Regions from separate parts of the Homo sapiens genome. Here region 2 is linked to region 1. The links are chromatin loops, found by intact Hi-C in ENCODE. Cell type or tissue: heart left ventricle. All regions are shown on one strand.

Region 1 (8,000 bases):
ACTGAATTTTCTCAGTGTCTCTATTTCATTGTTCCCATTTTACAGATGATAAAAGAGAGGCCTAGTGAGGTTAAATAACTTGCCGAGGGTCCAATTGATGGTAAGTGGTGAAGCCAGGAAACAAATCTAGGGACTTTGCTTATAGAATATGCTTAGTTTAGAACTATACTACATTGGGCTTATAAGATGAGCTCTAGTACCAGGGCCAGGAATCCCTTTTCTGTGTTTATGACCTTGGAAAACTGAAAAGGAGAAAAAGACTGGCTTGGATTTAACAACTTGGGAGATTTAATTTCCCACAGAAGGTCAGAGAGCCAAACAAGAGCTCTCAAGTCTGTCTCAAAGATGTATGTTTCTGACCAAGTCTTTTTGACGTAGGGCACGAACACCATCTTATTGCTCATTTCGCAACTTTCTCTCAATTTCAGACCTTTTCCATTCTAACTTTCTCACCGCCGAAACTCACAGGAAGTTGGAGGAAACATTATTAGGAACAAGAATTTACCTCAGCAGATATATAGAATACCTCATAGGGTTACATCTATTACCTATTTAATACTTACCCTGTGATAAATACCTTACTTAGTGACCCTGTAGGTAGACACTATTAACAGGCGGAGCTTACAGACAAGGAAACTGAGACACTGATAAGCAAACTTGTTGGAATTTCACTCTTGGCAGCCTGATGCCAAACCACTACACTCTGTGATCACTGTAATCTTCTCTTATCAGATGAAAATATTTGTATCTTTTTTTTCCTGCTCTTAGTAATTTCCATACTTTGCCTTTAACTGAGCTATCTGATACCAGACATCTTGGCATTCAGGCTGCTCTCCTATGTCCATCTGGATGCTATGATAATAGAGCCTCCATACCTCTAGGCCAGGCAAAGGAGAAAATAATTTTAAAACAAGGAGTTTGCAGACTATCACCTGGTGGCTCTGTGATTTGGTTTCTCTGTGTCCCTACCCAAATCTCATCTTGAATTGTAGCTCCCATAATCCCCACATGTTGTGGGAGGGACCTGGTGGGAGGTAATTGAATCATGGGGGGTGAGTTCCCCCACACTGGTCTTGTGGTAGTGAATAAGACTCACGAGGTCTGATGGTTTTATAGGGGGAAACGCTTTTCGCTTGGCTTTCATTCTCTCTTTGCTGGCCTCTATGTAAGATGTCCGTTTGTTCTTCCTTGCTCTTGTGCCATGATTGTGAGGCCTCCCAGACATGTGGAACTGTGAGTCCATGAAACCTCTTTTTCTTTATAAATTACCCAGTCTTGGGTATGTCTTTATCAGTAGAGTGAAAACAGGCTAATACATTCTGTTTTTTTCATATATAAATGCAAGGTATATTCATATATTATATATATTTTATATATATATATTATATATATATTATATACACACACACACACACACACACACACATACTCCTCTCCCTCTATATATATATATGTATGTGTATATATATATGTATGTGTATATATATGTATGTATATATATGTATGTATGTGTATATATATATACATACATACATACATATATATATTCCATTAGCTCTGTCCCTCTAGAGAACCCTGACTAATACATTTGGCATGTTTTAATTTGTTTAATCTACTCAATATCTATTGGGGTAGTTGTTGCTATTATTTCCATGTTAAAAGTAAAGCTAATTTACTTCTTCAAGGTCATGCATCTGGTAAGCTTGGGACTAGGTTTTAACCCAGGCTATTTGACTCTTAGGACTGCATCCTCACCTAAGACTCAATAGCATTATTTCCATTCTGTAGCTGAGCTAATTAAGATCCAGAGTGAAATTAAGGTTTGTTATAGGCCACCCAGGTGGCAATTCTAGGACTCTGACCAAGTTTTCTGCCTTCTATTTGGAGGCAGTAATGATACATCAGAATTATATGGAATCAGAGAGAGAGTTCAATTCACATCATGGATCTGTTGGACAATAAACTTGAGGCCTTGGGTAAATCATGGATATTCTCTAATCTTTAACTGACTCAGGTAAAAAATGGGGGCAATCATACCTATTTCCTTAGGTTATCAGCAGAATGGAGATAATGCTTGTAAAATGTCTTGCATGAAGTGAGTAAACAATAGCTGTTATTATCAGTCAGTGTTCTTTCCACTACACCAGCTGCCTCTCTAGAAATAATTGAGCAACTCTCAATTATTTTTAGCATGAGCCATAGGCTGTTGGCAGGCACTACCTGATAAACCAACATCAGCATAGGGGAAAGGCTCAGAGATATGTCCCAGACCTGAGAAATACAGTGGCTGAGACTAGGATACCTAGTAAGGTTCCAGTGAACTTGATATATCTAACGCAGTCAAAGCTGAGAATTGGGGCTTATTAATAAGCTTCATCCTCTTTCCTTAGCTGTTTTCCTAGATGAGTTTCTGGTAAACAGGATTGCTCATTATCTTTTCTGGTGCATATAAGCTCCCTCCTATAAGATGAGATTCCAAAGGCAGTTCTGGAAAGCTGAGCAAAATGTGGTGTTGAGGAAGTGGTGAAGGCTGAAGATTGTTCTTTGTGTCACATTATAAGTATTGGAGTAGATTACTGAAATACATATTGGTGGTTAGTTTCTAAAGCACGATCCCTTGAATGAACATTGATGTGCCCCAGAAACAGAGTTCTGTTCAGAATGATTTATGGTCCGTGGTGCTATGGTGTGATCTGAATTACCTTTGAAAGGAAGAGCAGATATCAAATGAATTTAGAGGATAGAAATAGGTGGATAAGCATAAACGCAGAAATGTTCCAGGTTTCTCAGTTCCTTGCAAGGAGACTTTTGGGGCATACCTGAAGCTCTACTACCTGACACTTACTGGCACTGAAGGTTAAACTGTAGAAATGTGTGAATTGTCTGCTCCCTTCTGAGGTTTGTGTATTTCTCTTTCCGCCAGTCTTTCCCTCCTAAAAAAGGAAAAAAACAAGAGGAGTAGAAGGAGGCTCAGAAATAGTGACATCTAGCCTGTCTTGGTGGCTGCTTTTCAATAACATGAACTAACGTACAGCTCTTTTAGATGTGTTAGGCATCTCAGGCAGAAGAAATGATCAAGTCCGTCATATCCAACTTGATTTTTTTTTTATCGAAATGAATTCCAAAAAGCCGTCCTGTTGGTAAGGTAGGTACCTCTATAAGCTCTGGACTCAAGTGGATCTACCTATCTCTAAATCCTACCTCTGTCACTTAATAGCTATAAGTCTATGGGAAAGTTACCTTATTTCTCTAACCCACAGTTTCCACATCTGTAAATTGGCAATAATCATAGTGCCTATCTATTACATAGGCTTATTATAAAGATTAAAGATTAAATTAGAAATATACTACTTAACAATATCTAGTCTGTAGTACACATTCGGTGTTATCTCCTGCCCCAATTCTATGGATGTATTAATCTTGGCAAGTTACAATGGGACTAGTTTATTCTACTTTTCTTGTAGGGTTAGTATTTAATAAAAGGTCAACCTTCACTTCAGAAGACAGAGCTTTAGCCAGGCCCAGCGAGGCAATACCCAGAACAGTGTTTGGAGCCAAGGAGAAGGAGAGACAGCATTAGGTGTTGACAAGCCCCTTAGGTATCTCCTGGCTCAGTCGCCTGGAGCAGGAGGTTCAGAGAACGTCATAGGCAACTGCTCTTACTCCTAGCCTGCTGCCGGGGCAGGCGGGAAACAGAAAGCTCGAGCCAGCCAGATTGCAGGTGCAAAAGCCACTGGAGACAGGAGCCCATTCCAAAGCTGCCTGGCACAGCTGTTTAAAATGAAGGTCGGCCAAATTCTGAGGCATCACCTCTATTGCTCTTGAAGAGAAACAAACCAACAAAAAAAGTAGACTTGAGAAACATGAATGTTTGATTTGGCCTTTCAAGGTGGTCAACTAGGGTGCTTTGAAACTATAGAATTAGACTAAATGTAAGTACAAACTCTGCTTTTACAGAGGGGGACACACAGAACCAGAGACGGAGATGAACTGTCCCATTCCACATAGCCATTGGTGCAGAGTCAGCCTGTGGCCTGAATCTCTGGACTCTGGCTTCTGTTACACAGCACTGCTGGCCAATTCCTCTTGGAAATTTGAGGGATACAAGTCATGCAAGAATCTAATATACTGAGTTTCTTAATAGTAAGTTTATGAAAAATAAGAAGCATAAATATGTTTCTCTATGATCTTCTAAATCTCCTAGATGGGCAGGATTTAGCTTACCCAAATCTGGACCTTTATAGCTTAAGAATGGTTTTTCTGGAAGCAAATGAGGGAGCAAACACAATACTTTTTATGTTTTTACCTTTGCTTGGCTTTTGAAACTTGTAACAGGTATCGCTTTAAAAAAAACCTTCTTTTTTAACACAGGAAAATAATATGCTTTCCTTTATATGAAAAGGTGGTACAGGTGATGCTGTTCCCCTGAAGGATGAAGCTGAGCTGCTTTTTGGAGTGGTGTTGATGGATTTGATAAGTGTACAGCACCATTATTTCACTGGCCCCTATTGTAACCAAGAATGGACATTTGCAAGAAAGCAAGCCCAGGTGGGGAGTGCATGCCTGGTCCACAAAAAAAGCTGAGCTAAGTGTGTCTGGCTGGGGATTCAACCCTTAACCTTAGATTCCTTAGCACGAGATTCTAACAGCTGAGCTGTAAGCATTCTTCTCAAGTGTTACAGTTAAACACCCACATGCCCCATCACACAATGCTGAATCCCTACAGATCAGTTAAACAGACACTGTTCCTACCAGAGACAATGAGAGATCAAACTGCCCAAAACAACCAGGCAAACAAGCACACTGTTTTGCATCTTTCTACTTTCAAAGAACCTTGGACAGCAAGTAAGCACTTTCTAACTTACCCAAATTCAGGGTCATTAAAACATGGCATTTATACCTCTTCTATTAAACTTACCTAAATGACTTGATAGAGATCTTGGAGAATAAGGATGTGTCCTCCAGAGCATTAGAGCCCTATAAAAATATAATGTAATTCAAACATGTGAACTACATTTGTAATTTTAAATTTTCTAGTACATATATTATTTAGGGTGAAAAGAAACAGGTGAAATTATTTTTAAAAATATATATTTTGTCCTGAATGGTAATGCCTAGGTTTTCTTCTAGGGTTTTTATGGTTTTAGGTTTAACGTTTAAATCTTTAATCCATCTTGAATTGATTTTTGTATAAGGTGTAAGGAAGGGATCCAGTTTCAGCTTTCTACATATGGCTAGCCAGTTTTCCCAGCACCATTTATTAAATAGGGAATCCTTTCCCCATTGCTTGTTTTTCTCAGGTTTGTCAAAGATCAGATAGTTGTAGATATGCGGCATTATTTCTGAGGGCTCTGTTCTGTTCCATTGATCTATATCTCTGTTTTGGTACCAGTACCATGCTGTTTTGGTTACTGTAGCCTTGTAGTATAGTTTGAAGTCAGGTAGTGTGATGCCTCCAGCTTTGTTCTTTTGGCTTAGGATTGACTTGGCAATGCGGGCTCTTTTTTGGTTCCATATGAACTTTAAAGTAGTTTTTTCCAATTCTGTGAAGAAAGTCATTGGTAGCTTGATGGGGATGGCATTGAATCTGTAAATTACCTTGGGCAGTATGGCCATTTTCACGATATTGATTCTTCCTACCCATGAGCATGGAATGTTCTTCCATTTGTTTGTGTCCTCTTTTATTTCCTTGAGCAGTGGTTTGTAGTTCTCCTTGAAGAGGTCCTTCACATCCCTTGTAAGTTGGATTCCTAGGTATTTTATTCTCTTTGAAGCAATTGTGAATGGGAGTTCACCCATGATTTGGCTCTCTGTTTGTCTGTTGTTGGTGTATAAGAATGCTTGTGATTTTTGTACATTGATTTTGTATCCTGAGACTTTGCTGAAGTTGCTTATCAGCTTAAGGAGATTTTGGGCTGAGACGATGGGGTTTTCTAGATAAACAATCATGTCGTCTGCAAACAGGGACAATTTGACTTCCTCTTTTCCTAATTGAATACCCTTTATTTCCTTCTCCTGCCTGATTGCCCTGGCCAGAACTTCCAACACTATGTTGAATAGGAGCGGTGAGAGAGGGCATCCCTGTCTTGTGCCGGTTTTCAAAGGGAATGCTTCCAGTTTTTGCCCATTCAGTATGATATTGGCTGTGGGTTTGTCATAGATAGCTCTTATTATTTTGAAATACGTCCCATCAATACCTAATTTATTGAGAGTTTTTAGCATGAAGGGTTGTTGAATTTTGTCAAAGGCTTTTTCTGCATCTATTGAGATAATCATGTGGTTTTTGTCTTTGGCTCTGTTTATATGCTGGATTACATTTATTGATTTGCGTATATTGAACCAGCCTTGCATCCCAGGGATGAAGCCCACTTGATCATGGTGGATAAGCCTTTTGATGTGCTGCTGGATTCGGTTTGCCAGTATTTTATTGAGGATTTTTGCATCAATGTTCATCAAGGATATTGGTCTAAAATTCTCTTTTTTGGTTGTGTCTCTGCCCGGCTTTGGTATCAGAATGATGCTGGCCTCATAAAATGAGTTAGGGAGGATTCCCTCTTTTTCTATTGATTGGAATAGTTTCAGAAGGACATAGGCGTGGGCAAGGACTTCATGTCCAAAACACCAAAAGCAATGGCAACAAAAGACAAAATTGACAAATGGGATCTAATTAAACTAAAGAGCTTCTGCACAGCAAAAGAAACTACCATCAGAGTGAACAGGCAACCTACAACATGGGAGAAAATTTTTGCAACCTACTCATCTGACAAAGGGCTAATATCCAGAATCTACAATGAACTCAAACAAATTTACAAGAAAAAAACAAACAACCCCATCAAAAAGTGGGCGAAGGACATGAACAGACACTTCTCAAAAGAAGACATTTATGCAGCCAAAAAACACATGAAGAAATGCTCATCATCACTGGCCATCAGAGAAATGCAAATCAAAACCACTATGAGATATCATCTCACACCAGTTAGAATGGCAATCATTAAAAAGTCAGGAAACAACAGGTGCTGGAGAGGATGCGGAGAAATAGGAACACTTTTACACTGTTGGTGGGAGTGTAAACTAGTTCAACCATTGTGGAAGACAGTGTGGTGATTCCTCAGGGATCTAGAACTAGAAATACCATTTGACCCAGCCATCCCATTACTGGGTATATACCCAAATGAGTATAAATCATGCTGCTATAAAGACACATGCACACGTATGTTTATTGTGGCACTATTCACAATAGCAAAGACTTGGAACCAACCCAAATGTCCAACAATGATAGACTGGATTAAGAAAATGTGGCACATATACACCATGGAATACTATGCAGCCATAAAAAATGATGAGTTCATGTCCTTTGTAGGGACATGGATGAAATTGGAAACCATCATTCTCAGTAAACTATCGCAAGAACAAAAAACCAAACACCGCATATTCTCACTCATAGGTGGGAATTGAACAATGAGATCACATGGACACAGGAAGGGGAATATCACACTCTGGGGACTGTGGTGGGGTCGGGGGAGGGGGGAGGGATAGCATTGGGAGATATACCTAATGCTAGATGACACATTAGTGGGTGCAGCGCACCAGCATGGCACATGTATACATATGTAACTAACCTGCACAATGTGCACATGTACCCTAAAACTTAGAGTATAATAAAAAAAAAAAAAAAAAATATATATATATATATATATATATATATATATATATATATATATATATTTTGTAATCTATTTTACTAAAACAATCCCTCCAAACTACTACCATTTTTACATGGAATCAATATAGAAATTACCAATGTTATTATTTTTATTCTAAATCTTCAAAATCTGATGTGTATTTGACATGTATAGTCTGTTCTGTGAAAAGACCACATATGCAAAGTGACCACCAAGCACAGAAGGAGCTGAGAAACCAAAGAATGAGGCAGACAAATCCAGTTTGCTAGTAAAGGGTGATTTACTGGGGAACTTGCCTCATGGTCTTGGGTGGCAGCA
Region 2 (8,000 bases), 260 kb before region 1:
GACAAGAAGAAACCTGGGCAGCCTGACAACTTAGAGGAATTGGTGAAGAGGAGGAAAAAAATGTCAGACACACCAAATTAACATTTGTTGTTGTTGTTGTTGAGACAGGTTCTTGCTCTGTTGCCCAGGCTGGAGTGCAGTGGTACACTCTCTACAACTCAGAGGCTCATTGTACCTCAGAGGCTCACTGCAGCCTCGATCTCTCAGCCTAAAGAAATCCTCCTGCCTCAGCGTCCTTTGCAGCTGAGACTACAGGCACACACTATGATGCCTGGCTAATTTTTTAAATTTTTTGTAGAGATAGGGTCTTGCAGTGTTGCCTGGGCTCGTCTTGAACTCCAGGGCTCAGATGATCCCTCTGCCTTGGCCTCCCAAAGTGCTGAGAATGAATGGACGTGGCCACGTGTAACTACTGAATAGTTGAAATATGGCTAGTGTGACCGAAGAGCTGAATTTCAAATTTATCAATTTTAATTAAATTTGATTTAAATAGCTACGTATAGCTATGGACAGCACATTCCTAGATACTATACTTAAACATTACACATATTTTAAATTTGATCCTCACAACAATTCCACGAAGTAGGCAGTATTAATATCTCCACTGCCCAAGATCTGAGAACTGAAATTCCAATAGATTAGGTATTTTAAAAAATGTATTTCACATGTATGAGTGGTAGGGGTGAATGTGGGCCTAGGTCTGAAACTCTGCCTCTCTGAAGATAAAGTTTCTCACCATTTATGTTTCTAAGCCTTTCCCATATTCAGAGACTACTTTTCTTCTGGCTGCTGTGCAGGAATGAAAGGATTAGAAATCTTGAAATTAGAAAACATAAACAGTTTTTCATCCCATTGGAAAGTATAGTGATTTATATAGTGAAGGGCATTATGTAGCTTGAGAGATGTTTTTACTAAGGGTTGTGCTCTTGGGCTTTGAAAATATAATCACATTAATTAATCTGCCTCAAAGGAAACCTTGATCTCACTGCTGAATATGCTAGTCTTACAGCCTGACTACTTAGAACAGTCTATTAGGCTACTGAAATTTCTGCTTTGTGACATTCGAATGTTATTACTATAATTTTACTAATTGTGAGTTACCTGAGTGAGGGAACTGAATAATAGAAATCTGTTGCATATAAGATTATGTCTCTCTTGGTAGTAATAAAAATGCCGAGGAAATAACCAATTTATAAATGGTCATAGAAGTGATTTCTAATTCTATTCTCTTTATCTTTTCGGGCTTTTAAAAATAAGTGAATGGAGGCAACAAACTGCTCTATGCCTGTGCCACTCAGGAGAGGCAAAATAGGTGGCTCTTTGAACTCCAAAACCTTTTAGCTTCAGAATAGAAAGTCAAGGAAGTTGTGTTTTGGGAAATTGAGCTTTCTTTGCAACAGTGGAATGGATTTTTTCAGTGTCATTCTAATCTAATCATTAGGATTAGAACATATTACATATAATATGTAACTCTTCCACTTCCAGTTACATATTATAACTGCACTATGTGGTTGATGAATGATTGGTCATAACAGGCAGCTCTGAATTCCTTTATCCTGAACCCTGACTCTAGCTTTAATCCCTCAGTTTGAAAGTCTTTCATTTAGTTGTTCATTTAGCTGTTCTCTTATCATTTTAATTTGCAGTTTTTAAAAAAGTCAAGTATTTTCAAACATCTTTGCTTTGTTAGTTTGAGCTCTGGAAGATTAAATTTCACGTTCTGGAACTCACCCATGAGCTTAGCTTAGAAGAACATTGAATATAATTTGTTTTTTACAGAGCCTGGAAATTACAGGGTTAATGACACAGGAAACCACTTCTCACTGCAGATGAAATATGTGTGTCTTTTTTCATCTCTTAGCAAATTAGGTAAAGTTTTCCCCCAAAGAGCATTTTTGTTTTTAGTTGGTAAATTAAACAAGCAGTTCAGATTGCACTTTCCAGACCCTAGATTTTGTAGGTATTTGTTGCTGGGGCTTTTGTCTTAATGAAGTCTGGCAGTACCTGTTCAGATGAAATAGCCAATTTTACCTTTGCTCTGGCACTTAATCCAGCCATCTGCTCTAGCTTTGGCTTTCAAGCACAAAGGGAAAGTACAAAGTATAGCTAACTTGTTGGTGACAGCTGGTGGGTAAAAGAATCATTGTGTTTGACAGTGTCCTTTGGAATAGACCACGAGGTGAATAAAATACAATATATTGCCTCATCTTATAGCTGCCTTTAGGTTAGTTGAAATTTAAATTTCTGACTCACCCACCTTATTTTCACTTCTTAGGCAAAGCCCCTTCTTGTCATGTACTGCATCAGCCATATGTTCTTGGGTAAGGGTATTGTGTAGACCAACACTGAAGTAGAAATTCCACTAAACAAAACGCCTTGCGTTTAATCAATGACTTAAGACATGCTATTCGTTTTAGCCTATGTGTATTTTTAAACTAGAAATGATCATGGACAGTATTTATATATTCTAGGGCAAATGTTCATCTTAGAGAAAAGCCAATACTTTTAATTTTTTTCCTGCATTAAAAAACTGTGCTAATTAATAATTGATAAATAAGGAAAATTTTATTTTTGATCAATAGATTTACATTTGAACAACTGGAGTTTTATTCCAAACATGTTTTTGCAAATAATTAGTTGTTTCAATCTTTGGTTGTACTTTTTAGTGAGCGAATGAAGCTATTGGCTGATCCTCAAACATAGTTAGCTACTGGAAGCAACCTTGTATCTAAAACACCATGTTAGCATTGGGATGAGGTAGCTGAAGTGAGGTGAGAGGAAGAGAAGCTCACAGAAGAGAGTTGGCAAAAGACGTTTGGTGGAAGGTTATTTAAGATAGAATTTATTCTAATCCAGATCAGAGAAGCAGCGAGAGATTATATAGTTGGAAATGTGGCCCACATCAACCCTAAAAGATAAGGACATTTTTTTGCTTCCCTGTTGGAAAGTATTTGGAATTCATGGCAATTTAGTTTTCCACTTTGCACTTGGAAACTTAATTTCGTCTTTCCCCAAAGGTCTATATAAAGAACCCATTTTCTGCCAAGGACCAATCAAACAGGATCATGGAATCACTGATAGAAGTGGTAAAAAGCGACTTCAATTCCTTCCCTTGGAGAAGTATAAAATCCTTATTCACTAAACATGAAACCAAGTTATCTATTATTCACTGCAAACCTTTTCTGGAACAAAGTGAGGCATAAATTATTTATTTTGCATTATGAAATAAAGTGGTAAAAAGAAGGAGAGAGGAAGGCACTTTAGAGTGAGTAAAAATGGAAGAGAAATGCAGGAGACAAGGAGAGAGAGCAGAGATGAGGGGGAGAGAGAGATGGATTTCAAGCAGGAATAAGATGGGAGTCAGGGCAAGCGAAAATATCTGGATTATTTATAATTAAAGAGTTTATGTCTCCTATAATGATCTGGCCTATTGTTAAGCTGGGACTACCATCAGTGTTAACATATCTGAAAATTTCTCATTGAAATTCTTGATTGTCATTTAACAATTGAATGTTTTGAGGATCTGCTACTTGCAGTGCACCATGATAGAGTTATCGGGAATAGTTATTATAATATTTGGCGGACACATACTATGTGCCCGACATTAGACAAAACATTTTATGTGGGTTCTTTTATCCTTAAAAGAGTCCTGTGAGGTAGGCAGTATCACTACCTCTCCTCACTACATATTACTGTAGAGACAATGAGATATGAAGAAGTTAAAGTTGGTCAACAAAGTTTTACAAGTGTTCGGATTTACAGTTGTTTTTTTTCCTGACTTCCATTTTGTAAATGCACCTACCATGGCTAATTTCAAGCTACCAACACTTTAACAACCAGCTTGCAAGCTTTCTGAATGTTAAGCTATTGATGAGAGTAGGTATGAACTGGCTTCAGTACACGTCTGAAGGTGACTGTCCACATATCCTCAAAATACCTACAGTCTAGCAGGGGAGATAAGACTATACAATATGAAGTAGAAAATAAGAAGAACCAGATAAGGCAGCATGGAAATTTAGAGAAGAGATAAGTTTGATTTAGAAGGTTCTATGAGGGGGACATTTAAACTGTATTTTGAGGAGCGGGTAGTATTTGAAGATGTAGATTTGGGGCAGAAGACCTGGAGGGGAAGGGAAAAGCATGAACAGCTGATGTTCCATGTTACCTTCTCGTTCTTAAAATGTGCTTTGGCTCTGTAGCAGCAATACCCTTACGGTCCACAAGGTGGTGTGATAACCCTATCCTTTTGTCCATTTAATTACAAATGATAAAATACCCATTTTGCATAAACTGGACAAGAAGTTTTTACTCTGTTGAAAATGAGGAAAGAGTTAAAAAATGTTTGTAGCAAATTGTGATGAGAAAATTCAGATAAACGTTTTCCTTTGCTGTGATTTGTTTAGACTCACATTTACACAATCTAAGAGAAATTTATGTTCAAGTTATAACGAGTACATAGGCAGTTGTAAAATGACTGAGTGAATATGTTTGACAAAAGATGGAAAATACTGTCTAAAGATGCTAAACTTGGGAATGTGTTTTATTTGTCTGAGAGTTAAAAATTGGGTATGTCTTTTAAGTTTCATTGTGATTAAAAAACCAACCCAGCATAATTTAAATTCATTCACCAGATTGAATGGCTACAGTGTGCCACTCATTATGCCATGTGTGATTTGCCTATTATGCCTTATACCTGGATCTCATATCTAGATCTGCCAATAGTTGCAAAAATGCAACTTAATCAATTATGGAAGACGTTTTGAAATGTTTTGTTGTTTTTGTTGATAACACAATTTATTTGATGCTAGAGTCATTCATAATAAAGAAAGGTTTATTTTTAGCATTTGTTCATGTAGTTATTCAGCGTGTTTATTAAGTACCAACTGTGTGTTGGCCATTGTGCTAGGTGCTATTTTAAATGGTCGTTTAGTTTACAGAGTGCTCTAGCTAGAAACCCTACAACCAGATGCTTTACCCCTTCTGGATGATAGCAACAAAGAAAATGGGTTTAAATTAAGAGAAGGTAGATCCAGTTGACAAAAGGAAAAGAGTACTGTAATGGGTGATGGAGGGTGAGTATGGAGGGGGTTCCTTGTAGGAAATCTATAAGAACAGAATTGATATAATTAAGATATATACTTGCTTGAAGGCAAGGGCTTAAGCTCTGACTCATAGAGCTTCCTATCTTATTTTAGGTCTCTAATTGCTAGTGTAGTAATGTAAGAACACCCTTCAACAGACAGTCTATGTGTGACCGATTTACACCACACTGGCCCAGTGCGGTTCCTTGCTCTTTGGAGCCTCTTTCCTCACCCATAAAATGAGGTTGATAATGCCAGTCTCATAGGATTGTCCTGGAGATTTAACTGAGCAGGAAATACAGGATTTATTTTGGAGTCAGCTTTGTAAGTGCTAAGAGAAGGAGGAGATCCTTGGATTCTTGCTCCTCCCCAAGTGGGACTATCTTGGCCTCCAGCTGCTCTTTCACCTCCAGTCTGAGTTTCTCAGGCTTCCTTTCTGTCACTATCTTCCCCATTTTCCCGAAACCTCGTAGTTGCTTTCAGTGTTGTTCAGTTCTGGTTTGGCTGGGATAGGGTTTAAAATAGCCCTCACTCTGAATGTGATGGCATTACTGCCCACCAGGAGCAAATTATGCTATGTACTGTAGCAGAAAAGGTTGTGTGATAATGAATAAAGAGATGGAGTTGGTAGAAAGAACAACACCACTGTGGGCTTGAGGTCCTTCTTGATTTTCATGGATAAAACAGTAAATAATAAGGAAGTTTAAGAGAACGTTGTGAAGTTCCGAAACCATCTTCCTTTGGGGGCAGAAATTAAATTGTATTTAGAAACAATGGAGGGCTTTGTAGGTTCAATTTTTTTTTTTTTCTAGACAGAGTCTCGCTCTGTTGTTCAGGCTGGAGTGCAAATGACACGATCTTGGCTCACTGCAACCTCCACCTCCCAGGTTTCAAGCAATTCTCCTGCCTCAGCCTCCACTCTGAGTAGCTGGGATTACAGGTGCATGCCACCATGCCCAGCTAATTTTTGTATTTTTGGTAGAGATGGGGTTTCACCATGTTGGTCAGGCTGGTCTCAAACTCCTGACTTTGTGATCTGCCAGCCTTGTAGCTTCTAATTTTTGAGTGGGGTGATTGTATGGCAATACTAAGCTAGGTTAGCGGGTATTCAATTTTTCATACCACTGTAGAGTTAGGAAAGGGAGCTCAACGGGAAGAGCTGTTTCAGGGACAGAGACCCATGATAGTAATTCTTTCAGAATGCTTTTACATCTATCCAAAAGCTTTGGAATATTAATTTTTTTAAAGTAGAAAGACACAGAAAATAATAATTTCTGGTTCTTAATCTTTGCCTAAAGCTGATGACATTTTTGTGCTGTGCCAACAGGGAGATTCTGTCCATGCATAGTTTTTTCCCTTGTCAGTACGTTTGCTTACTGCTCAGATGTATTAACAGAAATTAGGAAACTGGTATCTATGTACCAGTGATGAAGCAATTAAGAACTTCATTTGTATTATTGTATATTCCTCACCTTCCCTAGGTGTTGTCTGGTGAGGTAGTTCTAAATGGTCATAGACCTAGATTGCAGATAGCAGGTGCCTGAACTCTCTGGGGTCATTATTTTGCCTTTGCATGGGATCATCTTTAAATTTTTCATACCACTGTAGAGTTAGGAAAGGGAGCTAAAAAGATGAGCAGAAGAGAAGTATGGATGTCAGAGCAGTAGCATTAATTATCCAAATCTGTGAATTATCAGAAAGCTTACAAAATATTCTATTTCCCTATATTGGAAGATTTACTAATTTACTTTAAGCTTTGCTTGGTTGATAATAATAGAATTTTCTAAGCACAAACAACTAGCTAATGCAGAACTAACAAGATGACAAGGAAAAGCACTATATTCTTTGAATCTGTTGTTCCTAAACTGCACTGAGGCACCTTGGGACTCCAAAGGGAATACTGTAGTATATTTTAAATATTCAAGGGAAACAGTGATATTCAATGTCTGTGCAAATTACTAGCTCTAGGTAGGTCATGGTTTCAACATTAGATTGTGCCACGTTCCTTTTGGTGAGGTCCTATCTTTGTGAAGCTGTGTTTTTGGTAATTGCTGTAATACTAAGCAAATACCAGTGAAAATCAATGTGGAATGAGAAATGAGAGTGACAGCATCCAATCTGATTCCAAAGTTAGAAGGTTGTGCGGTGACCAACAAGCACACACATCCCATTAGTAAGGAAATGTGTGAAAGATTTTTTTTTTTTACAATTTATGTTCATTATTCTTCTAAATGGCTATTTGGAAAATAAATGTTTATTAAGTTTTTTGAATCTTTACTGTGAACAACTGATGTTTTACTGCCTCAATTTCTGAAAGGTTATTTTCTTATTTTGTTAAGTTGCTGGTTCTGAACTTTTTGGTCTCAGGTTCCCTTTATATTCTTAACAATAGTTGAGGACCCCCTGAAAGCTTTGCATTGTGTTGTTCTGTCTACCAGTATTTAACATATTAGGAATTAAAACTGAAAACATACAAGAACTCAGGAACATATAGCACACATTCCATTAGCTGTGAGAAACATGATGTCATGTAGCCTCTGGAAAACACATACACTTGTGAGAGAATGACAGTTACAAGGCAAATGACACTTAAGTATTATTATGAAAATAATTTTGACATTGCAGACCACCTGTAATGATCTCGGGTATCCCAGGCATCCCTGGACCACACTTTGAGAACATTGCAATAGATGGTTTTACAATAACCTAAAACATAAATCCAGGCTGCAGTGATACACCCATTGCATTGTTCTGCAAGTTCTGTGTAAATATTTCATGTCTAAAATGCTTCATAATTTTTATCTATAGTACATAGTTTTACAAGTGTACGTTAGGTGTTCTGTGCTACGATGGTGTTATGATGGATCTTAATGTTTTACATTTGCCTTATTGACACTGATAAAACATCTTTGAACTTAT

What was found. Peaks named below come from ENCODE experiments on the same cell type or tissue, not always from the same donor. Only the 100,000 strongest peaks of a DNase experiment are listed, where the experiment ranks them.
Region 2: a loop joins it to region 1, with 4 times the contacts of the local background. A loop is called at or near these places in 2 of 110 quality-filtered maps.

The regions. Positions count from the first base shown.
Region 1 is chr3:4,024,971-4,032,970 of GRCh38, reverse strand. LOC102723512 (a long non-coding RNA gene) reads right to left here. Exons shown (of 3, transcript XR_007095788.1): 2 at 4,919-4,977. Among named protein-coding and RNA genes, the nearest start is that of LRRN1, 230 kb to the right of the region's middle. In heart left ventricle, no CTCF peak of the experiment used is centred here; a DNase peak (open chromatin) is centred at 3,690.
Region 2 is chr3:4,286,694-4,294,693 of GRCh38, reverse strand. It overlaps a transcript of SUMF1 not described here. Among named protein-coding and RNA genes, the nearest start is that of SETMAR, 13 kb to the left of the region's middle. In heart left ventricle, CTCF peaks have their summits at 4,016 and 4,217; no DNase peak of the experiment used is centred here.